2 separate regions of the Homo sapiens genome follow, and region 2 is linked to region 1. The links are chromatin loops, found by intact Hi-C in ENCODE. Cell type or tissue: mammary epithelial cell. All regions are shown on one strand. Links, peaks and the distances in the headings refer to the core of each region. The heading gives the core; the rest is flanking DNA.

Region 1 (16,331 bases), core at 3,831-11,830:
TCAGTGGAAGAACAAGCACTGAACCAATTCCCATGCCTCCCAATCCTATACTCTTTCCCCCGCATTATGCTGTCTTGCAGCCACTACAGATGCCCATCATGGCTTGGCCTTCTCAGGAAACAGGCTCTCCGTCTCTGCATGTGTCCATTCACAGGCTGGACAACCGCCTGCCTTGGGTGCTCCCAGGGAATGTCTGTGATGGGCAGAATGTTGGAATGGACAGTCCCTAAGACTGCTTTCAAGTCCATGACACTACCATTTGAGTTTTGGGAATTGACCTGAAAATGTGGGTTCTTTCAGGTAGAGCTCTAGTATTCACTAAAGAGAAGTCTAGGAACTTATTATTTTTTAAGTGAAAGCAAGTTTATTAAGAAAGTAAAGGAGTAAAAGAATGGCTATTCCATAGGCAGAGCTGCCCAGAAGTCTAGGAACTTAGGAGCAATGTAGCAAACTAGGCATACAAAAAAGGTGGAAAAAACTTCTCAGTACCCTTTTCCAGTTTCTTAAGAACCTATTGTGGTTACTATTGGTATTATTGCGTTGATATTATCACTCCCACACCTCACATTTGGCAGGATTCAGGGGTGTGTTGGGTGGGGAAGAAAATCTTCCTGCTTGGGTCCTTACTCTGCCAACCAGAAACTGTGAAATCCCTACAGAAAGGGACTAAGTCCATATGGGTGTGCCCAGAGCCATGGCAGAAAGCCACCTGGACATGGTCACAGAATAGATTATAATAACATTCAAAGCATTTTCATTCATTTTGGCCTATGCCAAGAAAGACACACCCTCTTCTCTTCCTCCCAACCCCTACCCACCACACTTAACAAAATCCACACCCCCATGAGTAATTCAGCCATTTATTTGGCCCACAATCAGAGGTAAAGGGCTGAATTGCTGACCTCACTAGTACATATCCAGATCCTGAATCTACACTTAAAAGAATGTATGGCACAGGATTTCCCTCATTACCACTGAGCAGCAGATGACAAATTCATTAATTAAAAGCTACTTTCTGGCTCCTGGTATGTCTGTTCTTTGGGAAAGAGGTTACAATCTGTGGCAAACAGTAAGTTAGCTTATAAAACCGGAACCCAGTTCTGCAGTGTGAGCTGGCTCTGAACTTCTTGTCCATGAACGTGTAGCTAAATTAAGACCACAGTGTGAAGTGGGTGACAGTGGGATGTAATATCACCTTGGCTCTGAGGTCATCCCATGCTCCCAAGTACCCATTCTGACTTGCATTACCTTGAGTCCTCTTTGGATGGAATTTCCAGTACATTCCTACCCTTGTGTTCCCTTTCCCTATAAAACGCAGCAGTTCCTAATCTCTCATGTCCTCTGGGCCACGCTCTCTGTCTCTCAAGATGGCTACTCATTATTTAGCAATTTTCTCCTCTTCTTCTTCTACTCTGTTTTTCCTTCTCCCTCCTTCAGCATCATCGCTTCCATTTACTAAACCTTCTCTATTTTCAAATATTGTGCTGTATGTTTTGCATATGTGATCTCATTTGTTCATCATTCTTTTTATCTTCATTTTTCAGATGATGGCAATAACTTGCCCAGGTTAAAGCTAAGGACTAGAGATTAGATTCAGACTAACTTTTTCTGATTCCTAAGCCTGATAACCATCACACTGTAAAAGAAGACCTAGAAGGGAGGCTACCTACTACAAAGAAATCATGTTCTTTCCTGTTTATATTGGATATGGTATATTGGGCAGTGTATAAACCCTCGATTCAAATGAGAAAAAGTTATCCGATGCAAAAGTGAGGCTTTAAGTGAAGCTCACTCAGCATGCTCTGACCAGGAGGAGGCAATGGAAAGAGCTGACAAAGGTGTTGTTTATTGACACCTGGAGCCAAGAGAGGTGCGGGAACCAAAGGAGCAGGTTAGAGAGAAAGGAAAACTTGCTTAGAGATGGTACGGTCATCTCTAAGCAAGTCTTTGAGATGAATCTCAAATGATGAATACAGATGAATCTTTGAATCTGAGAAGAATCTGAGAAGCTGTAAGGCTTTTTGCCTAACGCATGGACACCTGTTAGAAAGGGTTTGGAATAAACATACTGAGAGGGATTTTTTCTGAGCCAGAAAAAAAAAATCTCTAAAAGTTGGGCACAGTGGCACACATCTGTAGTCGGAGCTACTCTGGAGGTTGAGGTAAGAGAATCTCTTGAGCCCAGGAATTTGAGGCCGTAGTGTGCTATGACTGCACCTGTGAATAGCTATTGTGCTCCAGCCTGGACAACATAGAAAGATCCTGTTTCTAAAAAAATTTTTTTAAATGTTCCTAGGGGCCAACATAGGGTGAGTTTTCCAGCCTAGAGGTGATTTACTTATAAAATATAATTTATATCAAAATATCATATGTAATATAGAAATACATTACTTATAGGAAAATGATAGAAATTGGTCCTGTATTAAATTATGTTCTCTCAGGTCAAGTAACAAGGGTCCATTATTCACTCCTCTGTTCATTCATACGTTTATTCATTTTATTCGTCTCTGAATATTTACTGAGCACTCACCATTGACAAAGTCCCATATCTATAAGAAGACATATAGTAAGTATACTCTCTAAAAGAATTTTTTTCTTTAAAGTGGTTTCTTTTTCTTCCCATATTTATATCCGTGGCACTCTGATATCCACAAGGACGCTGGTTAATATTACTGCAGTAAATATTTATAGGTGAATAAAATGAATACACATATGAATAAATAAACAGAGGCATGAATAACGGACCCTTGTTATTTGACCTAGAAGAACATGATTTAATACAAGACCATGTGGGAGAGGGCTTCTAAGGCTCTGAGGCTCGCTTGGGGAGGAAACAGGCAAAGGTCTGTGGGAGGCCTGGTCACTCCTGACCTGATGGAATGGGAGTTGCATTCATTTCTTTTTGGTTCTGGATTTCTGAACCTGATGCTGATCTAAAACAAAAACCATGGCCAGGGTACAATGGCTCCATGCACTGGTGTTCATGCTGTCTCTATCCCAGAGCAGCCCTGAGGTTCTTAACTCACTCAGAGTAGAAGTCAGCTTGTCCCACCTCCTGCTGCTGTGGTACCAGGGCAGCATCTCCAGGGAAACACCTTCTGCTCATCTCCTAGTGTCTTTTCTGTAAGTGTGTGGCTTAAAAAACACTCAGTCATCTACTTCATTTAAATACCTTGGACACTGTGTGGCCTAAAAGTGCCATGTGTCTTCAGATCTTACTCAACCTCTTACTCCATGTGAGGCTTGGGGCTGTGGAACGGCTGTGAACCTGTTTCCTCACAGGTGGAAAGGAGATAATGCCACCTGCTTAGCAGGGTTCTTGTGAGAATTAAATGACAATGAAATGGAAGATTCTAATTAGAGCACCCGGCACATAGTAGGTACTCTATGGTATCTGAAGATTGGGTCTAAATTTCATAGAAAGACACTGAAATAATTTCATAGATTAAAACAGTGTTGTAACTGATTTCAAGCTCTGAGATTAAAAATTTATCAAATTCTGTAGAGAATGGCATTTTTAAAGTTATACTTTACCTTCTGGGATACACGTGCAGAATGTCCACGTTTGTTACATAGGTATACATGTGCCATGGTGGTTTGCTGCACCCATCAACCTGTTATCTACATTAGGTATTTCTCCTAATGCTTCCCTCCCTTTGCCCCCTACCCCAACAGGCCCCAGTGTGTGATGTTCCCCTCCCTGTGTCCATGTGTTCTCATTGTTCAACTCCCACTTATGAGTGAGAACATGTGGTGTTTGGTTTTCTGTTCCTGTGTTAGTTTGCTGAGAATAATGGTTTCCAGCTTCATCCATATCCCTGCAAAGGACATGAATTCATCCTTTCTTATGGCTGCATAGTATTCCATCATGTATATGTGCCACATTTTCTTTATGTAGTCTATCATTGATGGGCATTTGGGTTGGTTCCAAGTCTTTGCTATTGTGAACAGTGCTGCAATAAACATACGTGTGCGTGTGTCTTTATAGTAAAATGATTTATAATCCAATGAGCATATACCCAGTAATGGGATCGCTGGGTCAAATGGTATTTCTGGTTCTAGATCCTTGAGGGATCACCACACTGTCTTCCACAATGGTTGAACTAATTTACAATCCCACCAACAGTGTAAAAGCATTCCTATTTCTCCACATCCTCTCCAGCATCTGTTGTTTCCTGACTTTTTAATGATCGCCAGAGAATGGCTTTTTCTTTTTTTTTGGGATAGGGTCTCACTCCAGTCGCCCAGGCTGAAGTGCACAGGCACAATCTTGGCTCACTGTAACCTCAACCTCCCAGGCTCAGGCAATCCTCCTACCTCAGCCTCCCCAGGAGCTGGGATGACAGGCACATGCCACCATACCTGGCTCATTTTTGTATTTTTAATAGAGATGGGGTTCCATTATGATGGCCAGGCTGGTCTCAAACTCCTGGACTCAAGCCATTTGCCTGGATTGGCTCCCAAAGTGCTGAGATTACAAGTGTGAGCCACTGCGCCCAGCCGAGAATGGCATTTTTATGTGTTTTAAGTTCAGTAATGTGTAAATGCTCAATAAATGCTTGCAATTATCACATGAAGCAATTTAAAATAATCAGAATTGTATGTATGAGTCCCAAGTTACTTCGCAATGTTTATGGACTATTAAAAAATGAATTTTTAATGGATCCCTAAAAATAGACTTGTCGTCCTTTCTTTTCTTCCCTTATAAATGAAAACCACAGGGAAATAAGACTGAGTTTGGAGAAGAATAAGAGAGCATTACAAAGTGATAAAACTTAAACATGGTTCATTAGGAAAGAATGACTGAAATTCTAATCCTGTGCAGGTCCAGGATTATGAGGGAAGCAAAAAGAATGCCACTGACACTAGAATAGAATATTTCCTGCCGGGCACGGTGGCTCACGCCTGTAATCCCAGCACTTTGGGAGGCGGAGGCAGTGGATCACTTGAGCCCAGGAGTTTGAGATCAGCCGCGGAAACATGGTGAAACCCCGTCTCTACCAAAACAAAAAACTACAAAAAAAAAAAAAAAAAAAAAAAAAAAAAAACAAACAACAACAACAAAAATAGCTGGGCGTGGTGGTGTGTGCGTGTAGTCCCCACTACTCAGGAGGCTGAGGCAGGAGAATCGCTTGAGCCCGGGAGGCGGAGGTTGTAGTGAGCTGAGACTGCACCATGGCACTCCAGCCTGGGTGACGGAGAGAGACTCGTCTCAGAAAAAAAATTCCCAAAGCCACTTTCTAGCTACCTTACAAAGAAAGGTGCCATATATAATATATTTCATGTAAATCCTGTGGATATGACTTTAACTGGAGGGAAAGAATCTCCGAGTTTTACATGCTAATAAGCCAGAGACTCCAGAGTAGCCCTACAGCGGACCACAGGAACACAGGGGACTCATTGGTGAAACTTCCAGTTGGAGAAATGCTGAGCCAAAGACAGAGGCTTTGGAAAACACTGTGGGAAAAATATACTCCATGGAAATGTGTGTCTTAAAACTTTTCCGTATGAAAAACTAAAAATATTTCTTCCTCCACAGCAGCGTTCTAATATATAAGTAGTTTAAGAACTACTAAGAAGGAAAGAACAACAGAGATTTTTGTCTTTGGTTCAAACTTAACATTGATAAACACTTTGACTTGCAACTCAGTCCTTGGGTTGCAAGAACGACTGAGAACAAAAAATGCATCGGACATTTCTAATGAGGCACATTTCTTTTCCTTGAGATGGTACTTCCTATTTCCCTGTAGCTTTCCATCTGCTGAGGTTGAGCCATCCATACTTCTTGAGAAGGGCAGAACTCGATGGATAACAAAAAAACCATTGTTCCATTTTGACATCAAAATAGATTTTGAAAGTTACAAGAAAAACAATAGGCATAAGTGTCTAGGTTTCAATTTCAAGGACCAGGTACCTGAAGGAGAAAACAGAAAAGTCTTTTCTTGGTTTCCCTTAGCTGGACATTCAATATCCAGAATCAATCTTTGGACTTTGAAGCCAAAGAATTTTCCAGCATGCTCTTGGGTGAGACAGATGTTAGACATGGGGTTTCTCTCCACAGAGGGAAGTAGTAAAAATCCTGGATTGAGGGAATATTTTTTAGGAGAAATTTGGAGGGATGAGACTATGGTGAAATTGCTACTTGGGTTCCTTCTGAGGCACCCGGTACGCCCCTACTCCCTTGTAACTCACGAGAAAGAGAAGAGATGAAAGAGATCATAGAAACCTCATAGATTTGAGGGGGCAAATGAAAATCAGAAAAGTCCCATGCTGCAATTTGGTATTTGGAAGTAGGTCACCGAGCCCGGAGCCAAAAGGAGGTAGTCACAGTAGAGTAACCAAGGGGCTGGCTGTGTTGAGGCCTCCCCGCACCCACTGCCAGAGCCGGGAACTAGGGAGGATCACAAGTTCACAAACGCTCCTGTGGCTGTGAGATGAGAAGGCCAAAGAACCTGACAACCCTGCAGCCAAGATGAGGAGGGCAGAGTCTGTACAGAGACTGAGGCTGGAAGGCAGAGGAGATTTGCAATGAGGACAGAGGCTGACACGTCAAACACAAGGGGAAGTGCCATGTGGAAACGCCAGGGAGGGAGAGAGGCCTCATGCCTTGCAGTTGTGACAGCACATAAATTTTTTTTTTTTTTTTGAGACAGTCTCTGTCGCCCAGGCTGGAGTGCAGTGGTGCCATCTCAGCTCACTGCAACCTCTGCCCCCTGGGTTCCAGCAATTCTCATGCTTCAGCCTCCCCAGCAGCTGGGATTACAGGCGTGAGCCACCACCCCTGGCTAATTTTTGTATTTTTAGTAAAGATGGGGTTTCACCATGTTGGCCAGGCTGATCTCGAACTCCTGGGTTCAAGCGATCCACTGCCTCCACCTCCCAAAGTGCTGGGATTACAGGCATTAGCCACCATGCCCAGCAGGAAATACTCTATTCTAGTGTCAGTGGCATTCTTTTTGCTTCCCTCATAATCCTGGACCTGCACAGGATTAGAATTTCAGTCACTTTTTCCTAATGAACCATGTTTAGGTTTTATCACTTTATAATGCTCTCTTATTCTTCTCCAAACTCAAAGTCTTATTTCCCTGTGGTTTTCTTCTTCTCACAGGTTCCTCTTTCCCCAAAGGAACAAAGAAAGGATGGATGGGTGGGGTCCTTTGAGGCTGGATATGGTAAATGCTACAGAGATTGAGTTAACCTGGAAAAACTGTGGTTTGAAACAGGAAGTGACTCAGTTTCCTTGAATAGGTGAGTGAGGTCTAGGTACCTTCCTGCCAAGTAGAGCAAGTTGAATTCATATTTTATAAATAAAGGTGCTTTTCTGCACATGAATGGTACTGTGCATTTTAAAATCCTACTATACACGAATACTTAGGGGATGATTGAACTGGAAAAGTGGAGAAAGGGTAAGATTGGTGGGGTCAGTATAATGGAGCATATATTGTTTCTATATATATATATATATATATATATATATATATATATATATATTTTTTTTTTTTTTTTTTTTTTTTGAGATGGAGTCTCACTCTTGTCACCCAGGCTGGAGTGCAATGGCACGATCTCGGCTCACTGCAACCTCCGCCTCCCGGGTTCAAGTGATCCTCCTGCCTCAGCCTCCTGAGTAGCTGGGATTACAGGTACCTGCTATCACGCCTGGCTAATTTTTTTTTGTATTTTTAGTAGAGACGGGGTTTCACCATGTTGGCCAGGCTGGTCTTGAACTCCTGACCTCAGGTGATCCATCCGCCTTGGCCTCCCAAAGTGCTGGGATTACAGGCATGAGCCACCATGCCCAGCCTTGTTTTTATACTTTTAATCTAAGAAATCCATTTGCACAGGCCCAGCCCATGGATCTGTGAGTCTAGCATGTAGTATTTCTTGGTGAGAGAAACTAGGGATTTCAACTATGCACAAGTGGGGGATGTGGGAGGGGGAAAAAGAAAACCATTCTAAAACATTTAAAATTTACTGTTCGTGGTTACAAGTTTCCTTAGGAGACATAATATTTTTTTTTCTCTAGTCTAAAAAAATAATTTGGACTAACCTCAAAAAAGCTGGGTTTAATGTTTCTCAGACTGTTTCCAAGCAGACTAAAATACCAACAAACTCATATCCACAGGGAGAGGTTTATGGTTCACCAAGTTTGCATGATTCATGCTGAAGAACCTACACGCCTGAGATGCATGGATGTGCCTTCTGAATGCAACGTGGGGAACACACACACCCAAGCAGTGGATTCTTTAGAAGGGCTGCCTGACGTGGAGGGCCACTGTGGAGAAAGTGGAGTCACTGAAAGGAAGACAGGAGAAAGAGGACAGGCAGCATTTCACATTCATTTTGGATCTGTATGGGAAAAGCATTCTGGTAGCAGCTTTGGAAATTTGAGTTGGATCAATGTCTGAGCCAACAGTTTCAGATGCTTATTCAAATCCTCTTCAAAGCAACAGCTCTTGAGCTTGAAAAGATGAGTTTTAAACATTAAAAAAAAAATAGCAGGAAGGAGCCATCAGGATAGCTGGGCCAACCATGCTCAAACTGTCAGAGTTGGAGAACTAATTTAATACAAATGAAAGAGCATTTTAAATGGTCCCTATGATTAAATATGTTATTATTATTTTTTGAGATGGAGTCTCGCTCTGTCGCCCAGGCTGGAGTGTAGTTGCGTGATCTCAGCTTGCTGCAACCTCCAGCTCCCAGGTTCAGGCGACTCTCCTGCCTCAGCCTCCCAGATAGCTGGGATCACAGGCATGCGCCACCACACCCAGCTAATTTTTGTATTTTTAGCAGAGACAGGTTTCGCCATGTTGGTCAGGCTGGTCTCGAACTCCTGACCTCGGGTGATCCTCCCACCTCGGCCTCCCAAAGTGCTGGGATTATAGGCGTGAGCCACCCCACCCAGCCTAAATATGTTAATTTTTATGAAAAGGCTTTGTAAATTCTAAAGTGGTATAGTGACACCTGTTACTATTGCCGTTGTCATTTTCACTTAGTCATCATGCCGCCCAGCTACAGCAGCCCAGAGGTGATGTGTCACATACCTCACTGTTGTGGCCCTCTGGCCATGAGGTCTAATTACAGATGGACATGGAACTGTCCTGAGATTTCGTTCTTTCTGTCAGAAAATAATCATAATGCTCATTTGAATCACAGAAATGGCTACAAGTAAACTAATAAATGAGAGTTGTTCTCATAATAGATTTAAATTATTTCTTAACGTTTCCATTGTCATCTCAAATCATTACATGGGCATTGGATACAAATGATGCTAGCACCCTCCCTAGTCAGTAATGACACCATCATATTTAGGACATCAACAACCCGAGTAATGACTCTTTTTCACAATTTAGCCTTTCAGGCACTCACCCTAGGATGTTTTTTTGACTTGGCAATGTAATACATTGGGATTTAGAAGTTATCTAAAATTTTTCACCTTGTAGATAAGAAATCTGAGGAAATCAACATTTCCAGCTGGGTACTGTATCAGTTTTCTGTTTGTCCTCACAGCTAATTCCTTGAAACATCTGTTTGTATTTCATGGTGTCTACTTTCCTACCTTTCATTCTTTCAACACACTTCACTCAGGCTCTGTCTCCGCCCCTTCCTGGAATGTCAACCAGGACCTCGTCTTGTCCAATTCAAAAGATTATTCTCGGTCCTCATTTGTTTTGGACACTCTGTAGCATGGATAAAATGGATCACTCATTTCTTTTCTTCCTGAAACATCGTCCTCATCTGGAAACTCTTCTGGGCTTTCCATCTTACTGGGTACCCCTTTTCACCTTCGGCCTCTAATGCTAGAGTGCTTCAAGGCCGGTTCTTAGAACTTCTCTCTATTTACATTCACTGCCTTAAGAGACAGCAAATAGTCTCATGGCCTTAAACACAATTTCTCCTGTGGTGACTCTCAAGTTTATAGCTTGAGTCCAACATCTTTGCGATTTGTATTTCGAGCTGCCTACTTGACATTCCCATATGGAAATGTATAAACACACCTCAAACTTAACCTGGCCACAGATCTCTCGGTTCTCTTCCACCTCCCAAATTGCTCTCCCTTACTCTTCACCACGTCCATAAATACCACCTTTCATGCAGTTCTTAGACCAAAACTCAATAGTTAGCCTCAATCCTTCTCTTTCCCTTACATCCTGAGTGCTAGCCATCAGCAAATCCCATCATTCATGTCTTGAAACCTCATCACTACTTTATTTTTCAATAGCTGTCTTTTATTGCATTATTAAAATATCACAAATAGGTCTTAGGAATTATCTGACATCTTGTTTCTGTAGCTGTACAACTCTTAGATTTTACTCATCAGCCTGCTGAACTGTCCCTTTTTCAGAGACATAGATACCATCCAAAATGTTCTGATATCCTGGTTTTTAGCTGTTGTGGTTTGCTGAGTCAAAGCAGCTGAATTTGAAACAAGTTCAATGTCATTTCCTTTAAGGATGAACTCATCTTTCTGGGCTTGGGATATTGAACAAGCAACACCTGGGCTCACCCGAACCCTGCAGATATATTTTTCGCTCAAGAAAGTTCTGACTTCTACAATAGAGCTATTCTCCTGCATAATGACATTGATGGGGAAGTGAGAACACAGAGACCTCATCTTGTCACAGAAGCCCAGTATAACGCCCTTGATCATCTTCTGTGCATGACTACAGATAGCACGCATGGCAGCCAATTCCCATCTTCTCAGCATTTGTCAATCTGGAGCCTCTGCTTTTTCTTTCCAAGGAGCCCGAGTTCTATACTGACGTGACTGAAGTCCCTCTGCAGGGTCCTCTAGGGCCTTTCACAAGAACTGTGCCCCTTCAGAGTGATGTCGACATTTTCTGGAATGTGGACAGTCTGATTACTGAGAACAGCCTTCATTCTTGCAGCAGATGCAGCTCCCATCACTTCTTATTGCCTCCACTAACTACTTCCACCCCACAAGCCACCATGGTTTCTGGCCTGAACTACAGTAACCCTTCAAGGGGTCTTGCTGGCTTTCTCGCTACCTCCAGACTATTCTTCATGCAGCTGCAAAGTGTGCTATTTAAAAAATTAAATTAGATCACATAACTTCCTTGCTTGGAATTTTCTTGTGGCTTCTCATCATGCATTGAATAGACACCGAAGTCCTTACCCGGGCTTGCAAGTTTCCTGTTTATTTCTCCAATCTCATCTTCTACTGTATCCCCCTTCCCCATCATGCCCTATGTACTCTGACAGCCTCTCTCATCTCTTACTCTTAAGCTCCCACATGCCAAGCTTCTGTTCACTCACGGCTTAAAAACGTGATCTTTCCCCGTTAGAAATGTTCTTCCCCCAGATTTCTGCATGGTTTGCTCTTTCTATATAATTCAAGTCCCTGCCCATATTTTACTCCCCTGATCCTCCATCTAAATTAGATCCCTCAACTTTGCAGCCATTGTCTATCCCTCTACCCTGCCCTTTTTTTTTTTTTTTTTTTGAGACGGAGTCTTGCTCTCTCGCCCAGGCTGGAGTGCAGTGGTGCAATCTCGGCTCACCGCAAGCTCCGCCTCCCAGGCTCATGCCATTCTCCTGCCTCAGCCTCCCAAGTAGCTGAGACTACAGGCGCCCGCCACCACGCCTGGCTAATTTTTTTGTATTTTTAGTAGAGACGGGGTTTCACCGTGTTAGCCAGGATGGTCTCGATCTCCTGACCTCATGATCCGCCCACCTCAGCCTCCCGAAGTGCTGGGATTACAGACGTGAGCCACTGCGCCCGGCCACCCTTTTCTTTTTAGTACTTAACAATATCCCACATTATATTGTTTTATACTTGTTTTCCTATTAACTGTCTCCCAGACTAAAATGTAAACTTCATGAGGGCAGAACCTTTGTTTGTCTTGTTCATTGTTCCATCCCCATGTGTGGAATAATGCTTAGCACAGTTGAGCACTAAGCAATGCACACTAGGCATTCTTTGAACATCTGTATAGTGTGTATTGAATGAATGTTTAAGGACTTGGAGCCAAACACAGAATAGAAAGATGGGAATAGCACATTTTACTTTGAGATACTCCATATCTCGGTTGAATCCTGTTTTTATCTAAAATCACACAATTGTTTTTCTTCAGACTGTTCCCATATACAAATCATCACCATGTAATGAGCTTAAGAAGCACCAGAATGGAAAATAATAGTCAGCATAATGTAACAGTATTTGAAAAGTAATATTTGGGAATCCACAATTAGGATCTTATCTCAGTTTTGTTCTGGAAGATGTCAACAGCAATTTTACTGTATAGCACTGAGGAACTTGCATCCACATCAGCTCATTTGAATAAACATCAATCATTACCCTAGGCATGAAATAAACCATGTATCAAAAGGAAGTTAACTAAAAGGTATACTCATATATAATCATCTTAACTAAGTAAGGATGACTAAAACTTTGAACACACACAATGGAAGAGCACTGATATTTTGCCAAAAAAAGTTATCAGGAGATGAGGCTCCTGAGGTATAGATTAGCAGTGATTTCTTATAGGTTTTGTTACACATTTTCTCTAAATAACAAAGAAGGAAAGTTTGCAACCTTCTTCAAATTCTACAAGGACAATTACTAGAGGCTCTAAATACTCAAGGGAGATAACATTCTTATTTTAAAAAGCTCTGAATTTGTTATCCTTAGATTTCTGACTTTTCTTTTAAAGTATTTGTATTATTGTATACTATTGCATACCTATTACATAGTATGTACTTGTTGCATAACCTATTACCTCAAAATTTATTGGCTTAGAACAACAATAAGCATTAACTGTCTCTTATGGTTTCTCTGAGGCAAGAATTTGGCAGTGGTCTAGCTGGGGGGTCTGGCTCTGTGTCTCTCGTGAGTTTGCAGTCAGGATGTTGACCAAGGCCGCAGTCAGCTAAAGGCCTGACTATGGCTGAAGGATCCATTGCCAAGGTGGTTCGGTCACACGGCTGGCAAGTTGGTGCTGGTCGTCACTGGGAGGCCCCAGTTCCTATCTGCATGGGCCTCTACACGTGATGAGTGAGCATCCTATCAAAATGGAAGTTGACAGAGAGGGTGCACGTAGGAAGCCACTGTGCATTTTTTTAACCCAGCCTTGGAAGTGACACACTGTCACCCCCACTACACCCTGTGAGTTACACAGACCAACTCTGAGTCCATATGGGAGGAGACTACAGAAAAAGCATGAATACCAGGAGACAAGATTCATGGGGCCATCTTGAATGCTGGCTAGGGCGGAGTTGGTATGGGTTCATTCTTCTCAAATCCCTCCCAACTCAGAAGCAAGGGAAGAGGAGGAGAGGGTCGGGGGAGAGAGAGAGACAAAGGGGTGGGTTTGGGGGGTCAGGAAGCAGGGGAAGGAGGGAGGGAAGAAGGTTAGTGACAGAAATGTTGAGGTATCTAAACTTGGGGCCAAAATGGGTTCTCAAATGTTAAAAGAACTAAAAGCCTATATACCTCCCTACTTTCTCCTTGTACTTAAATGGCATGTAAGGTGGGGATTAGTTTATTGATATTAAGAGGGGAGAGTCTTCTCTAGCATTTGCTGCTTGTGAGTAGTCAGGTGGTTGCTATATTTCCTCCAAGGATAAGCAATGAGAGTTTTCATAATGTCAACTGAGATATGTCAAAATCCTTTCTCTTGCTTGTTCGCTTTGCCATTGTCTCATAAATGTACTCTTAATATAGTTTAGCTTTTTTTCACCCCATGTAAAAGCTTTGGTCACAAGTCTAGGCTGCCTCCTCTTTCTTCTCCTCCTCTTGTTTCTCTTCTCTCTTACTCTTTTCACTCTCTAAATTTCTCCTCAAAGTTATTTTGTAATTATTTATACTATAAGTTTTAAAAGATTTTAGGTACTGGAAATAATAATAATATACATTGGGAATTTAAGTAAGTTTTGTGGTCACTAAAAAGTAGCTTCAAGTTATGGGGGTCACCAGTAGATATAAATGGCAAAAAAAAATTACTACCATATTTTCAAAGTATATAGATGCCAATGATATCATATGTATGGAATAGTTATCAGGATCATTTGAAAGTGTGTAAATGTTCTCTGTGGAAACAGAATAAAAAACGTAAAAAGGAAACACAATGCCACCTAATCTCAGAACACAGAACTGTACAACAGACTTTTAAAAAGGTACAAATCTAGAATCATCTTAGTACCCGCACTCCTGCATAAACACCTTGGCCAAGATAACCATCTCTATTCTATGGAAAAGCAACATCTGCCTTTTATCAAGAAAGTTATGGGAACTGATTAGATGACTGCAAGGAATGAACATAACTCTAGCATGGTATTTAAGAAATAGACTTTTTGGTTTGTTTTGTTTTTTAGGCGGGGTCTCCCTCAGGCTGGACTGCAGTGGCGTGATCTCTGCTCACTGCAACCTCAGCCTCCTGGGCTCAAGTGATCCTCCCACCTCAGCCTCCTGAGTAGCTGGGACTACAGGCGCATGCCGCCAAGCCCAGCTAATTTTTGGACTTTTTTGTAGAGACAGAGTTGCACCATGTTGCTCAGGCTGGTCTTGAATTCCTGTGCTCAAGCAATCCACCCGCCTCGGCCTCCCGAAGTGCTGGGATTACAGCCGTGAGCACCCAGCCTACAAGAAATTGACTTTTAAGTTTGAGCCTGATCTTGTGAATTCCTACATTTGGCAAGGGGGACTGAGTGTTCGACAGAGCCCGGATCTGTTATAACATCCCAGCTCTGACTCACTCCAAGCAGCCTTTCATGTTCTGTGTAATTCTCAGAACAGTGTTTAGGACAATCTTATTTCATCTCCCTTGGTTTTGTGAAAATGACCAGCCTTCCCATGCTACTGATTAACATGGAATTCCTTATGTCCTGTCCCTCTACCCACTCTTTTTCTAGTATTCTAACCACTAAAATCACAACCAAAGATGGAGACTATTTATAAATAACTACAGGAATGATCCAGTGTTTATTTAGTCTACATTTGCTAGCAGGTTACTGTCCTACCGAATGAACATGATACGTGTGCATGCTAACCTCCTGGAGATGAGGTTAAACTGTGGAGTCCGTGCCCTGGTGTGAACTGTGTTAAGAAATGTTAATACTTCCAAGTTGATATTAAGAATAGCTTGATATTTATTCAGTAATGACTCTATTAAGGAAAGTGAGATTTAGCGACATTAAGTTTCTTGCTCCAGGTCACACAGCCATTAATTGGAGATGTCAGGCATGGATCTCAGGGCTATCTGATTGCAAAGCTGCTATGACAGGCTATTGCTCTCCCAGTGTGGAAATCTACACTGGATAGATTTTAGTGTGTCCCAATACCTAAAATTAATTGCTTTTATAATTCATCAAACCTTATGTTAGCATATATTATACTGCCGGAGAGGCTTCAAAAATATAATATGTGGACTGGGCACGGTGGCTTACACCTGTAATCCCAGCACTTTGGGAGGCTGAGGTGGGCAGATCACCTGAGGTTGGGCGTTTGAGACCAGCCTGACCAACATGGAGAAACCCTGTCTCTACTAAAAATACAAAATTAGCCAGGCATGGTGGCACATGCCTATAATCCCAGCTACTCGGGAGGCTGAGGCAGGAGAATCGCTTGAACCTGGGAAGTGGAGGTTACGGTGAGCCAAGATTGTGCCATTACACTCCAGCCTGGGCAACAATAGCAAAACTCCATCTCAAAAAAAAAAAAATACACACGCAGACACACACACACACACACACATATATAAAATATGTGATCTCATGAATGTAACATCTGTTTGCTGAGTTTCTGTTACCTTCAGTTACCAACCAGACAGAGAGACAAATCATCTATCCAAATAATGGTAAAGTAAACCGGAAGTACAATAATAAATGGGCACTAAAATGGAGAACAATTCCAGTTAGAAGTATTAGGAAAGTCTTTCTGGAGAAGATATTTGAGAAGGGCCTTAAGGCATAACTAGGGGATGGGGACAGGAGGCCACAGAAATAGTGTTTCTGTCAAACCCAGCTGAGTAGAATAACTTTTTTCTTCTAAACTCACTGAATTTTTCTTGCAGTTGGAAGAAAAATCTATCTTTGATTTCAACTTGGTAACTAAGACTGTAGTCAGTGACTTTTTTTCAAAAGTGCTTCATGTACAAAGAAAAAAGCATACTAAATAGTGGCCAATTTTGTTAAAAAATATATATATAATTTCTGCAACATGGTGAACATATCCTAAACCACAAGTCAAACCTTTGTAGAATCCCCTGGCCTTCAGTGTAGACAGAACCTGTGACTTGTTTTTAACCAGCAGAATATAAAGGTGATAGGAAAATGTGGTACATACACACCATGAGATACTATGCAGCCATAAAAAA
Region 2 (13,339 bases), core at 3,978-11,977, 59 kb before region 1:
TCTCTCAGCAATGGAGCTGCTTAGGGTGTTGCAGCGCCGTTTTCAGAAGAATGAAGTCAATTCAAAGGAAACCATGGACTCCGACAGGCTATACATAGGGGACTATCACAAGAAGGAGGGAATTGGGTCTATTTCCCTAACTCTGATTAACCTGTCATCTCTGAAACCTCCTTCTACCCAGCACTTCACATCTTAAACTTGAATATCCATTCTTCTGGATCAATACACGAATCTTCTGCGTCAAATAAACGGGATTATGTTATCTGAAGTACTTTATTTTTCTCATTAGGCAAATACATAATGATTTGCTTCAGTGCTGAAGTTAAAGGTTTTCTAACAAAGATATCCAACTACTAAGAGAATCATTGAGATTATTTTGCAGTATATATCTTTAACAAAATAAAATGTACAAACCTAGACTCCAATATGGAAATGGAATGAGAAGAGAGAGAGAAGAGAGAGAATAAGGAGAAGTCAAATATTCCAATTAAACTTTCTTTAAATATAAAAATGTAATAAATGTATTTAAAATTAGAAAATTCTCTGAATATAGACCATAAGCTCCATAGGAGAGAATATTTGGTAACATTGGCAATTAAAGAAATGAATTTGGCCAGGCACAGTGGCTCACGCCTATAATCCCAGCACTTTGGGAGGCCAAGGTGGGAGGATCACTTGAGCCCAGGAGTTGGAGACCAGCCTGGGCAACATGGCAAAACTCCATCTCTACAAAAAATAGAAGCCAGGTGTGGTGGTGTGCGTCTGTAGTCCCAGCTACTTGGGAGGCTGAGGTGGGAGAATCGCTTGAGCCTGGGAGGTGGAGGTTGCAGTGAGCCAAGATCGTGCCACTGCACTCCAGCCTGGGTGTCAGAGTGATAACTTGTCTCAAAAAAAAAAAAAAAAAAAAAAGAATTTATCTGATATATAGTTTATATAATTGACAGTTAAAACAATTGACAATAATATTGATATTGCCTGTTACAGGCCCCTTAAGTGAGTTATACTAGGTCACTGCTGATACAATGAAGTACTAGATTTCAAGGAAAAAAAATTAAGATTTTTTTTTTACCCAAGATTTCCATAGTCGTAAATGTAAAAAATAATTCCATTGCTCCAAAGAAGTAAGATCATTATTCTTGTATTAGTATATGATATTTGTCTGTTTTTAGTAACTTTAGAAAAAGTTCAATGATTTTGAGAAAATTTGGTCAATTTATAAGATTTATCAAAAGATGTTTCAAATTAAACTTTGGTTCAATCTGCTATGTTCAAAGGAACTGGTGGCCTATGAATATTTTCCAATGGCTATTTCTTTTACAATATATAATGGATTTTAATAAGATATGGCTCATGAAAAGAGTTCAGAGAGAAGACTGCACTGAGAGAAATAAGAGTTTAGAATATCATTTAAAAAGTATTCACTTAAGAGGATTGGTAAAAAAATAAAAAAATAAAAAAATGTATTTCTGGACAAAGTTGACAAAGTAAGATTTTGAAAGTAAAGTTTTCAATGCAAGTGAAAAGAAAATACGGCAACCATAAATAAAGACTAAATTCAGGCCTCTTTAAAAGCCAGGCCTTCTGTAAATCATTACCTCAATTTTAGCAAAAGTCTCATTAGAGATTAATTTATTGGCAATGGGTATATGCATGTTTGGGCCCATTGTTGCATTTTGTTCATTAGCTTATAGGTGGCAACATTATTATTCCATCTTCATTTGTGGGTGGTACAAGTACAAGCTTGACATAACTTTGGTGTCATTGTTCCCTTGTTTGCCCACTGCATGTCACTTAAGAAAGCTTTGTGTAGCAATGAATAAACTGGTCTGACAAAAATTCTCTTCACAAACTGACTCCATTTTGGAGAACACAGACACAGTCTTTTAGCATCATGGAGGAATTAATTTTTGATTCAGTCACCTGCTTCGTTGTCATATTATGAACGAAGGCCCCTACATAAGCAGCCCTGGCAGAGCACAGTGGACACAAATACTGGCTTTTCTAGGCCAAGTAGTGTTACATAAGGAGAAAGGGATTTCTTTTTTTTTGAAATGGGTCCTGCTCTGTTGCCCAGGATGGAGTGCCGTGGTATGATCTCAGCTTATTGCAGTCTCCATCTTCTGGGATCAAGCCATCCTCCCACCTCAGCCTCCCGAGTAGCTGGGACTGCAAGCGTGCACCACCCCGTGGCTAATTTTTTTCTATTTTTTGTAGAGACAGGGTCTCACCACGTTGCCCAGTCTGGTCTCAAACTCTTGAGCTCAAGTGATCCATCCACCTGCCTTGGCCTCTTAAAGTGCTGGGACTCTAGGCGTGAACTACCTTGCCGAGAAAGGGATTTCTGATTCTTGAGCTGCTCATTGTTCAGAGACAACATCAGGAAAAATAGAAGAAATGGGCCTAGCAGTGTTCTCTGTTACAGTGACAGTAAAAATCGATGGGGCCAGCTATGGTTCCGTGAAGTCTCTTTGTCCATAATCTTAGGCAGGGCCAATTTATTCATTAGGTTCAGTGGGCAGGGCTGACACTTTGGGCAACCCAAGAAAAAATTTTAATTTTAATAAACCCAGAAGGAAAAAGTGAACATAAATAAATATAACAATGATGACCATATAATAATGAATCCAGCCTGGGTTACATTCATCGTTATACCAATACAACTATAAAATATAATTCTATTTTTTTTAATGGAGAAACGGACCCACAAAGGCAAAAGTGCCTAAGGCCCATGAAAGTCATAATGCAGCCCTATCCTTGGGTATCTGACATTCATCTGAAACTTTGACACTTTTCTTTCATTAGATATAAAGACAAGCTCTACCACCTATTCTCTATTTACCATTGTATTCTATGTGAACCTAAATCAGCAGGTGTCACAAGGTTTTAGAAGAAGAAAACAACCTCCAGTATTCTCAAGCTCTTCATAATCAAAGCGCGGAGACAAAAATCAGCTGTTGACAACAGGTGCTTTGCAGTTGTTCATTCATCTGGACATTTCTTTTATGAGTTAATTACTCATAGCTCCATGGTGAACAATCTGCACATCTGGGAAAATAAAACCGCCCACTGAAAGTGAATTACTAGAGCGTTGGTGAAACACAATAGTTAATTCATTTGGATACCCTTAAAAGGCTTAACAAAAATCCCTGAAGCACTTGGAAGTTGGACTCCGTGTCTGAAGAATGAGTTAGTATCAGGTTGAAGGCTGCAACATAGGAATATGTGATTCCAACTTCTCATTCAGCTCCGGACACTTCCCTGGGTCACCCAGTCTCTCCTTTACACAGCCACCTCTCCCAGAGCTTCCCATTGATCAGTATCATTTGACCTCATCAGCAAAATGCCCTGCTTTTCATTTAAGTGCCTACAGATTTCCTTTTCAATTTCAACTTCTTTGTGGTGAAGAGTACTTTGCTACCTGCCTCCCCTCCCCACCCCACCCCCTCCCCAAAAAGAAAAAAATCTAAAACCAAACAAAAGCTCTAGTATGTAAAACAATTCCTAAGCTAGGTTCATTATTATCACACAGCTATTTAGACTTTAAATATAACAAAGACCTCATCAGGTCCTGAGTCCTCTTGGAAATGAGGTCTTGAGACAAAATTCTCATACTCTCTTAGTTTCCCCATGTGTTCTGCGGAGGGGCTGGATGGCTGAGCTCTAACATTCCTTTCAGCTGGAGGGTTCTGGGATCAGGCCTCAGGCCAGCCCACCATGGCCTGGCACAGAACTTTCAGCAACTCTTCAAATGGGTGTTGGGGTATTATACAGAGCAGTGGGCTTCAACAACAGTCTATTGAGAGATGAGAAAAAAAATACTAAAACTTTTTTTTTTTTTTTTTTTTTTGAGACAGCGTTTTGCTCTGTTGCCCAGGCTGGAGTGTGATGGCACGATGTCGGCTCACTGCAACCTCCACCTCTCGAGTTCAAGTGATTCTCCTGCCTCAGCCTTCTGAGTAGCTGGGAATACAGGCACGCGCCACCATGCCCGGCTAGTTTTTGTATTTTTTTTTAGTAGAGACGAGGTTTCACCATTTTGGCCAGGCTGGTCTCGAACTCCTGACCTCAGGTGATCCACCAGCCTTGGCCTCCCAAAGTGCTAGGATTACAGCCGTGAGCTACTGCACCTGGCCTAAAACTTCTCTTTATACGTATATTCATCTAATTCTTCAAATTTTTCTCTCTTTGTGTATATCTGTATGTGTAATAATACATTAAACATGTATATATTTGTACATACATATATATACCCATATCTGCATACACACACATACATATACTTGATATTTTACCAAAGGGGATGAATGATGAAAAAAAAAATACCTTAGTATCCCATGGTTTTAAGGTAAGATGAAATAAGTAGAGAACAAATACGTAATCAACTCATCAGATAATGTTTTGCAGAGGACTTAGGATTTCCATTTCTAATGTCATGCTTAGCACTATTTGTTTCATAAACATACACTTTCACACATGCAAATTTAACTTCAGGTGAAATAATTGAGTCTATTTTCCACTACTTTGGGGAGGAGGATGGATTAGGTAAAGATAATTCCTTCAAATCATTCCTTTATATGGAGATTCAACTAAATACCCTCACTGTGAGTTACAGAGTAGATTACTCTGGGCATATCTTTATGTCTGCGACATTTGGAGCTTGGATGTTGTGGACAAGCAAAGCATGCGACTTGCTAAATCTTTTTCCATACTGATGTGACAGGAATCATAACCCAAAGAAATACAGAGACATTGATTACTCAATAACTCTTATTGCGATCCTCACTTAATAAATAATAGTATCATTAGATTCCTTCACTGGTATGACATACAACATTGCAAAATTTATATATGTCTGTCCTCCAAATTTTCACTGATGCAGGTAATTTTTGGAGTTATCTGTGTAACTATCATTCTCATATTCAAATAGAAAAATTATCACCTGGATACCTGGCTTCTGGAAGCCCATCATTTTATTTACTCAAAGTAGAAGTTCTTCCTCATACCTTTGGTCATAGTCAAGAGAATTGTCATCTGCTTGGGATACTTTAGGTGTATTTTCAAAAACTTTCACTGAACACCTACTGAAGTAATGCAAGTTCATGCTTAAGAGCTCATGCTTTGGGTGTAAATCCCAAGGCTGATACTTTGTCTAAATCTCAACATACGCACTTGTGATGCATATGTATCCATACGCATAACTGGCACTATTTCTCCATGTTCTTTTCTAGTCCTCAAAGCATAGCTATACAAATAGCTTGCAGTTTCACAAGGTAACTATTATTTTATCATTTATCATAAACATTCTTGCCTTCATAGGCTTAATTGTTACTAGTTTTAATTGCTGCGTAATATTCCATTGCTAGGTGTAAGGCTTTGGGGAAGTTATTTAACCTCTCTGTGCCTCAGTTTCCTCCTCTAGTAAAATGAGAATAATAGCACTGCACACCTGATTAATTGCTGCAAGGATTCAACGAGACTTTGGAAAGCATTTGGCACGGCGCACATGGCATTGCTGCCAATAAGTTTAGTTATTACTGAGAAACATGACTTCTGCCACTAAGGAGTTAACATTCTAAATAAGTAACTAGATGAAGCAGAATCACCTTGCCTAAGACAAGACTATAAATTGTCTAGAGCTCCTTCAAACTCTTAAGTCTTTCGAAGTAAGACTGATGGAAGTACTGTTTAAGTTCGCCACAGGAGAGGGGCAAGAAGGCAAAGGCAGCAAGTAGAGCTCTAGAGAACAGCCATTAAGGATTTAACTACTATTTTCAACAAAGGAGTTGGCTCTGGCATTAACTCTTTATGAGACCCTGCACGATTCACTTCGAGTCCTGTGTCTCCATTTTCAAATCTCCACTATAGAGGGTTGGATGAGATTACATTTAACATTCTATGATTACTCAATAGTTATTATAAGCCATCACAGGAAATTCTATAAATATATATTTACTTCTTTGCTTCTCCTCTGCTTTTTGACACCTGGGTGTGTAAATAATTTCTGCATTGTTCTAAGTCGCAATTAATTTTCCCTGGAAATGCAATAATTCAAACAAGCTGATTTATGCAAAATGCTTTCTAATCATTTGGAGTTCTTTATAATTACTCCCAGCAGTAGCGGGGTCACCAAAACAAAAGCATGGAAAGATTAAATGAACTGCTCTTTGTGAGAACAGTTTATTATGTGATCTCAATGTCAGGATTGGCTCCCAATTGCCATTCAGGGCTTTAGAAGGAGATCCTGATGCAGGTGCTCTGAATCTTCTCTTTAAACTGGGGTGCTGCTGATGACGGTGTTTAATCCTGGGCTGACTCTGCCAGTCTCTGGTTACCTCACATTATTCACAGCTATACCGGAGGAATCACACACACACACACACACACACACACACACACACAAATGGTCTCGGAGCCTCTGCAGTTACATTTTTGTGGGTGATTGTTTTTCTCACAAAAGAATTACACTTGCTATTTTTAAATAATTGACATTTTGCTATTTTTGCTAGCTTTGCTATTTTTAAATAATTGACAAGTCAAATCAGTAAGTAAAACAGTTCTGTAAATGGCAAAGTCTATTACAACATCACTAACTAGCTACACAAAACTTTGTGACTTATATTTGCTGGATAGGTAAACTCTGAAGCCTCAGTTCTTTCTGACTCTGGAATCCTGCCTCTTGCCTGTAAGCTTGTTCATCATCATCTTTTTTTGAAAGGCATTTATTATTGAAAAACACAAAATAAAGATGACAAAAAATCTACCTCTATGTATGTATAACACACTAGCACTATTTCACCATGTTCTTTTCTAGTCCTCAAAACATAGCTATACAGATAGTGTGTAATTTTACAAGGTAACTTTTCGTCATTATTGTATCATTTATCATAAACATTTTTTGCCTTCATAGGCTTAATCATTACCAGTTTTAATTGCTGCATAATATTGCATTGTTGAGATAAGAGAATATTCTGTGTATTTGACTTCTAAATTTTTTGTTTTGAAATTATAAAAAATATGCTATACTAAACATCTTCAGGCTTATACATTTCTTTTCCCATTTTGAGTTACTTCCTCAGGGCAAATACTGAGAAGTATGATTTTGAAGTCAAATACTCTTTTTACCACTATTTATTTATTTATTTGAGACAGGGTCTCACTCTGTTGTCCAGGCTGGAGTACATGGTATAATCATGGCTCACACAGTCTTGACCTCCTGGGCCCAAGCCATCCTCTCAAGCAGATAAGACTACAGGTGTGCACCGCCACGTCTGGCTTTTTCGAAATATTTTTTTGTAGAGATGGAGTCCCATTATATTGCCCAGCCTGGTCTCCAACTCCTGGGCTCAAGTGATCCTCCTGCCTCAGCCTCCCAAAGTGCTGGGATTACAGGCGTGAGCCAGCACACCCAGCCTTTTTTCCCTGCTCTTGACATCTATTGTTAAATTGCTTAAAAAAAAAAAAGTCAACTAGTGAAGCATTGGTAGGATGGAGCTTGGTCATTAAAATGACTATTCGTGGGCATAACACTGTGTCTCATTTTAATTTTTTCTTTGTTTGTGATAATAAACATTTTGTCATAAGCCTAACATTTTCTTGAAGCATGATCAAGGTAGCTTATTCAATAGAGTTTATATTTCAGTTTAAGTGGGGGGCAGGTTATTTTTGGAGCCAGAATACACTACATTGTAAGATCATCTACATGCCGTGGTCAATCTTTGTGTGTTCCCTATTTTGCACTCCAGTTTAGCTCTCTACCCAAACTCTTCTGGGCAGGTTCTGGTAGTTTCTGATTCAAGTGTGGGCTGTCCAATTTTGTATTTTGCATGAGAACAGAAGGATAGATTTGTTCAATTGCCAATCCTAGAGTTGCCAACAATTTAGTTATTGAGGGCTTTCAAAAGTCTTACCCAGGATGAATGTCTTCTATTTATTCCTAGTTGCAGACATAAGTAAATTGATTTCTTGGTTAATAGAAATAATTTCTCAATGTTGGTTTTGTAGGACAAAAAAAGGTTGTTTCAAATTATGTTTAGGAGTATCTGAAATTCTCCTTCCAAATCTTTGTTCTCTTCCACCCGTACTGCAAAAAAAGTATCAAAATAAGAGCAGCATTTATCCATAGGATCAGTGACATATTATTGGCCACTCTGGAGAGTTGGGGAGATGGTATTGAGAAGATTAAAACAAGTACTGACAGTTTCTTTGCGTAATTTGCCTCTTTTGACATCTTTTTCAGTAACTATCAACATATTTAAGTTAGACACTGTATCTAATGGACATTTAACTGGCTTGTTAAGAGGTAAGATTTTTCTCAAAGGATACAGTTATAATTCAGTGTTCAGGACATGTCTGAAAATGGGTTTCCAGATATTTCTGTTGGTTCTTGGAAACTTCCATCATCTTGGGCTAAAAGTTTCATGCATTACACATAAAGGGAATGTGATGGTGCGTCTAATGCACAACTTGCGTTTTTCTGTCTTTAACAAAAGCATGCTTATTATTGCCATTGCCACTGAAAGAGCTTCTAAACATCTCTTCAGACACATGTCTATAAAAAGCCAACAGAAAGGGATAGATACGATCTGTTTTTCTCACTCCAGCTGAAAGACCAGAGATACTTCTTTCCCTGTTTATTTTGTGGAACAAGTAAAACAAAAATCCTTTGCCCTTTCTTCTTTGCCTATTTTTACTCTCCGCAATTGCCTTGAGTCCCTGACACACTTCTATTCTGAAATACTTCAGCACTCACTTCCTTATTTGGTCGCTGGAACTGCTCTTTGTCTTGTTCAAACATTCTGCCAAGCTTGCAGCCTCCCTTCACCCCCGCCCCTTGCCCACGGCTCCCCCTTTTCTACACACACACACACACACACACACACACACACACACACACACACACACACACACACGGGGCTAGCTCCAACAGGTCACTCTGACTCAGCCTTCTCTGTAGCTCACTAGCCAATCCCCCATCAGTTATGCCCATTTAAGGAGTACCTTTTGGAAACCATAAAGGACCAGAGAGTTTTCAGCTGTTTAAAAAGACTGCTATGTTGCATCACTGGAAGTCACCGCAAAGCATGTATTTCACACAATTGCCCTCATCCTATGGCAGGGTATGTATTAAAAACAACCACCACCAAAAAAAACCCAAAAACAAAACTCCAGGCTGCTTAATTAGTGGTTACTTTATTCCTCAGTGTTTTGGCAGTTAGATTTGGCTGATAGAGGCAGAGTTCACTATCTGGTTAGTTGTCAATGTTCTCTAATCTATGATTCATGCCAAGCACTCCAATCTAATACTTAAAAAAAATATATATATATATATATATATATACACACATACACATATAACATAGGTCTAAGTAGATGTGCCAATAACACAAAGTAAAGCTCTGGGTTCCTAAGCGAAGAACACACATTTTCAATAAATGTTCCCTTTGCTCTCTTGTGTTGAAAACAAGCAGGCATTTGGAGTGCTGAAGGCTATTTTCTGGTTTCTCTGCTCAGATGTGAGTGAGGAAAGCACGGCTCTCTGCATTCCCTATTTAAGAAAGAGCTGTAATGGTCCCATCCAATAACACAGAGCAGTGTTTCCTTACATATAAACAACTGAGAAATTCCTTGGGCAAGCACATAGCCTTTTGGTTCCCGGAACAAAGCGGATGGTGGTATTCATTATGTCAAATAAACACATCATCCACACTCCAAAGGGAAACCTGAAACAATAAGCTGAACAAAGCAGTTTTCAAGGTTTTAATCCTCTTGCAATTAGCCCTTGTCTAACTCAACTGAAAAATTAAGAGTGAGCGATTTTCCCAGAAGAAAGTACCCTTAAGTGATTAAATATCCACAGTTTGTTCCCAATACTTGTTCTGAAAAAGAATTGGAGCTCGTTTTCAGAGGCAAGTAATCTAAACATACAGGATATCCTATCGCTTAGTATTATTTCTCATTTAGCCACCGAAAATGGTCTGTACCTTCCCTCGTCCACCGTGTTAATTCCTGCAGCCCTGTTACTGGGCAGGCATTGGGCTATCCGCTCCAACCAACCTTTATAGTTTCCACTTTGATCAGAATAAGCAGCAGATCAAATCCTATAGGAAGCACGTTCTCTCCCTGCCTTGTTACCATTCAGTCGATTTTGCATATTTGTGTTCACCATGGTGACCAATGTGGAAATAGTGTTTAGCTTATGAAATTCCCAAAGTGTATTTCCCTATTTTATGGAGGACAGTTTTAGACTGGCTTGGATGCATTCTTGTTGGAGGAAGACTCAAATCCTTCTTGGATATAGGCAAGGTGTAAGTGACAAATATACTTTCAACTATTTCCACCAGTTAGAATCTCAACGAGCCTGGATGTGCCTTACAAAGTGACTTGTGGGTTCAAACTTGTTTAGGTTTTAGAGCACATGGAAGTTGTGAATGTTTGCACACTATTACACTTCATTCTATTACAGGAGCACCAAGCAATTCTGCTAAAAGAAAATGATGCTAGTGTATGCCTGCAATATTGAAACAGTCACAAGCATATGTCCATGAGAAATGAAATCTGTCAAAGCCCTTCCAAGTTAATTTTAAAATGTTTACATTTGCTCATTCATCTTGTTCTTGAAAAGAAAAATGGCAGAGGTCACTAAAAGATTAAAATATTCGCCGGGCACAATGGCTCATGCCTATAATCCCAGCGCTTTGGGAGGCCGAGGCAGGTGGATCATTTGAGGTCAGGAGTTCAAGACCAGCCTGGCCAACATGGTGAAACCCCGTCTCTACTAAAAATACAAAAATTAGCAAGGCATGGTGGTACACAACTGTAATCCCAGCTACTTGGGAGGCTGAGGCAGGAGAATTGCTTGAACCCAGGAGGTGGAGGTTGCAGTGAGCCGAGGTCGCGTCACTGCACTACAGCCTGGGTGACAGAGCGAGACTGTGTCTCAAAACAAACAAACAAACAGAAAAGATTAAAATAGCCATTGTCTTTTAGGAGAAAAATTTTAAATTGAGAAAATTATAGACATTCGGGAAAGAGGGTCACTGTTCACTTTCAGCCCAGTGTCTTCAGAAGCATCACTGGAGAACTGTTGGAATCAAGAACCTAGTCCAAGACTTGGCTTAGAGACCTGCACTCTCCTGCCGTTTTTGCTGCAACGCAGTTATGTCGCTTTTGAGGAAGTAATTTCGTCCTATGAACCTTATTTTCCACATCTATAAAGTACAGACCTCATTTTAAATCAGAATTCCCAACATGGTTCGGTTTCATCCTAACAGAAATTATACAGTTGCTTAAGGCAGTCCATATAATCTATTAGTTAATGCATTTCCACCCTCATTGTCCCTGCACTGCTGGTAGATATATTTGATACATAAATTAAGGGATTCAGAATTTCAATTCTTAGTGCAAAAAAATCAGGAATTGGTAGATTGAAATGATTTCAAATAATTTCCCCAAATCTTAACTCCCAAACTTTCAGGACAGTTGGTTCTTATATTTTTGGTGTGTAGCCTTCACACTGATAATTTCCAAATTCAGCCAAAATTTTAGGCTTAGACTCAACCTTTCTCATTGTTTTCTTGGGATCAGTCTCAAACTTTCTGAGACTGGTTTGGAACGTCTCAAAAATGCTGGCAAAATGTATTATTGATAGCGTCTTAATACATTTTTTTGTTGTTGCTTCATCCCACACTGTCTCTATCGAATTCAGAGTTTACTTTAACTTGATTCTATTTCCCATCACTGAAATTCCTCCCACTCTCATCTTCCCCTGGGCTCAGGGATATCCTGAGGGATGCTGTGAGGTTCCATAATGAAAAGGGGCTCAGAGATGTGGGGAGAAGGTTCCTTATGCACACATTATTTGGTTATAATAGCCTTTCCAAAGCTTCATGAATGATTTGTTTTTTGAGGGAGGTCCAAATATTATACAGATCAAGTTTACCATTTAAAATATATCCAATTATGCGAGACAGAATCATACAGCAGCTCACATCTGTAATCCCAGCTACTGGTGAGGCTGAGGCAGGAGGGTCACTTGAGGCCAGGAGTTTAAGACCAGTCTGGGCAACACAGTGAGACCCCCAACTCTAAAACATTTTTTAAAAATTAGCTGGGTGTGGTGGCATGTGCCGGCAGTCCTAGCTACTGAGGAGGCTGAGGTGGGGGGATTGCTTGAGTCCAGGAGTTTGAGGCTGCAGTGAGCCACGATCACACCACTGCACTCCAGCCTGGGTGACAGAGCAAGACCTTATCTCTAAAATCAACCAACCAATCAACCAATCAATCAGATAATGTTATTTTTGTTGTTGTTGTTGTTGTTCTGTAACTGCCTTGCTCCAAAGCAGGGGAAGAGATACATTAAAAGCCCTTCTTTTATAGCCCTTGTTTACCTAGGAAAGTGTTGGGCATGATGTAGAGTGAAAAGCACTAACTTGGAAGTAAAGAAGATATGTTAAATTCCATGATTCCACTAAAATCAATAATACTTTCATCATATAATCTCCTCCTTACCTTCTACAGGCTTGAATTTTTACTGGGAGTTATAATAATTTGAGGAAAAAATACATCACCTCGGTCATTAAACATGTGGTAGAAAATAGATTCAAATTCATTTCCGCCCCCCCCAAAAGTACGTTTTTCAAAAGAAAGAAAAATTCCAGACTTAAAGAACCACAGGGACACTGAGCCCTTCTGCAGCAGCATTCCAACCATCAATTTGCCTCTGGGGAGGTCCCTCAGCTCCAGGCCCAGCATTCTTTCAAACAGCCTGGGATCTCGCTGATGAATCTACACGGGGGCTGGGGACCAGTACAAATTTTAGGCTTCCCTCTAATTTCCACGCCCACATTTATACTCCAGGTTTTGATGGGGAAAGAAGGAAAATAGTTGCCATCAACTTCCCTACCTTTGTTTAAGTGCAAAAAGAGACACACATACACTCTTCATTATAAAACTTCACATGAATGAGTACAATTGAAGGCTGCTTTCCCAACTTTGACTCTGAATCTCAATACTTATCAAGGAGGCCTGATTGTGAATGTAACATGCTCAGAATGTCTTCACTCTTAGGAAGAGCTGCAGAAATATCTCCTGAGATGGAAAATCTTTGCAAACTAGCAAGCAGGAGAGAGTGTGTAACTTAAATCATCACAGCGATGTGCTGGAAACGCATTCTCGCCTGACATCTGGCCATGACTCAGATTGCCATCCTGGAGGCTTCTTTGCTAAACTTTCTGCCCAACTCCCTGTTCCATAGATGCTGTGCTCCTTGTCTCTCCAGGCAGATCAGCCCTATTTGACAGATTCTGTAATTACCCATAAGAGGCCCAAGGGAGATGTTTCT

What was found. Peaks named below come from ENCODE experiments on the same cell type or tissue, not always from the same donor. Only the 100,000 strongest peaks of a DNase experiment are listed, where the experiment ranks them.
Region 2: it touches region 1 in a loop (4-fold over the local background); 7 of 110 quality-filtered maps call a loop at or near these places.

What each region holds. Positions count from the first base shown.
Region 1 is chr4:168,750,363-168,766,693 of GRCh38, reverse strand. The region is part of intron 10 of PALLD (palladin, cytoskeletal associated protein); the gene reads right to left. It also overlaps the pseudogene RPL9P16. Among named protein-coding and RNA genes, the nearest start is that of PALLD-AS1, 110 kb to the right of the region's middle. RefSeq lists an enhancer at 8,300-8,800. In mammary epithelial cell, for the core only: no CTCF peak of the experiment used is centred there; DNase peaks (open chromatin) are centred at 7,193 and 8,153; H3K27ac peaks cover 3,065 bases.
Region 2 is chr4:168,812,388-168,825,726 of GRCh38, reverse strand. The region is part of intron 10 of PALLD (palladin, cytoskeletal associated protein); the gene reads right to left. Among named protein-coding and RNA genes, the nearest start is that of PALLD-AS1, 170 kb to the right of the region's middle. RefSeq lists enhancers at 8,587-9,222, 9,223-9,857. In mammary epithelial cell, for the core only: no CTCF peak of the experiment used is centred there; a DNase peak (open chromatin) is centred at 8,856; H3K4me3 peaks cover 316 bases; H3K27ac peaks cover 1,069 bases.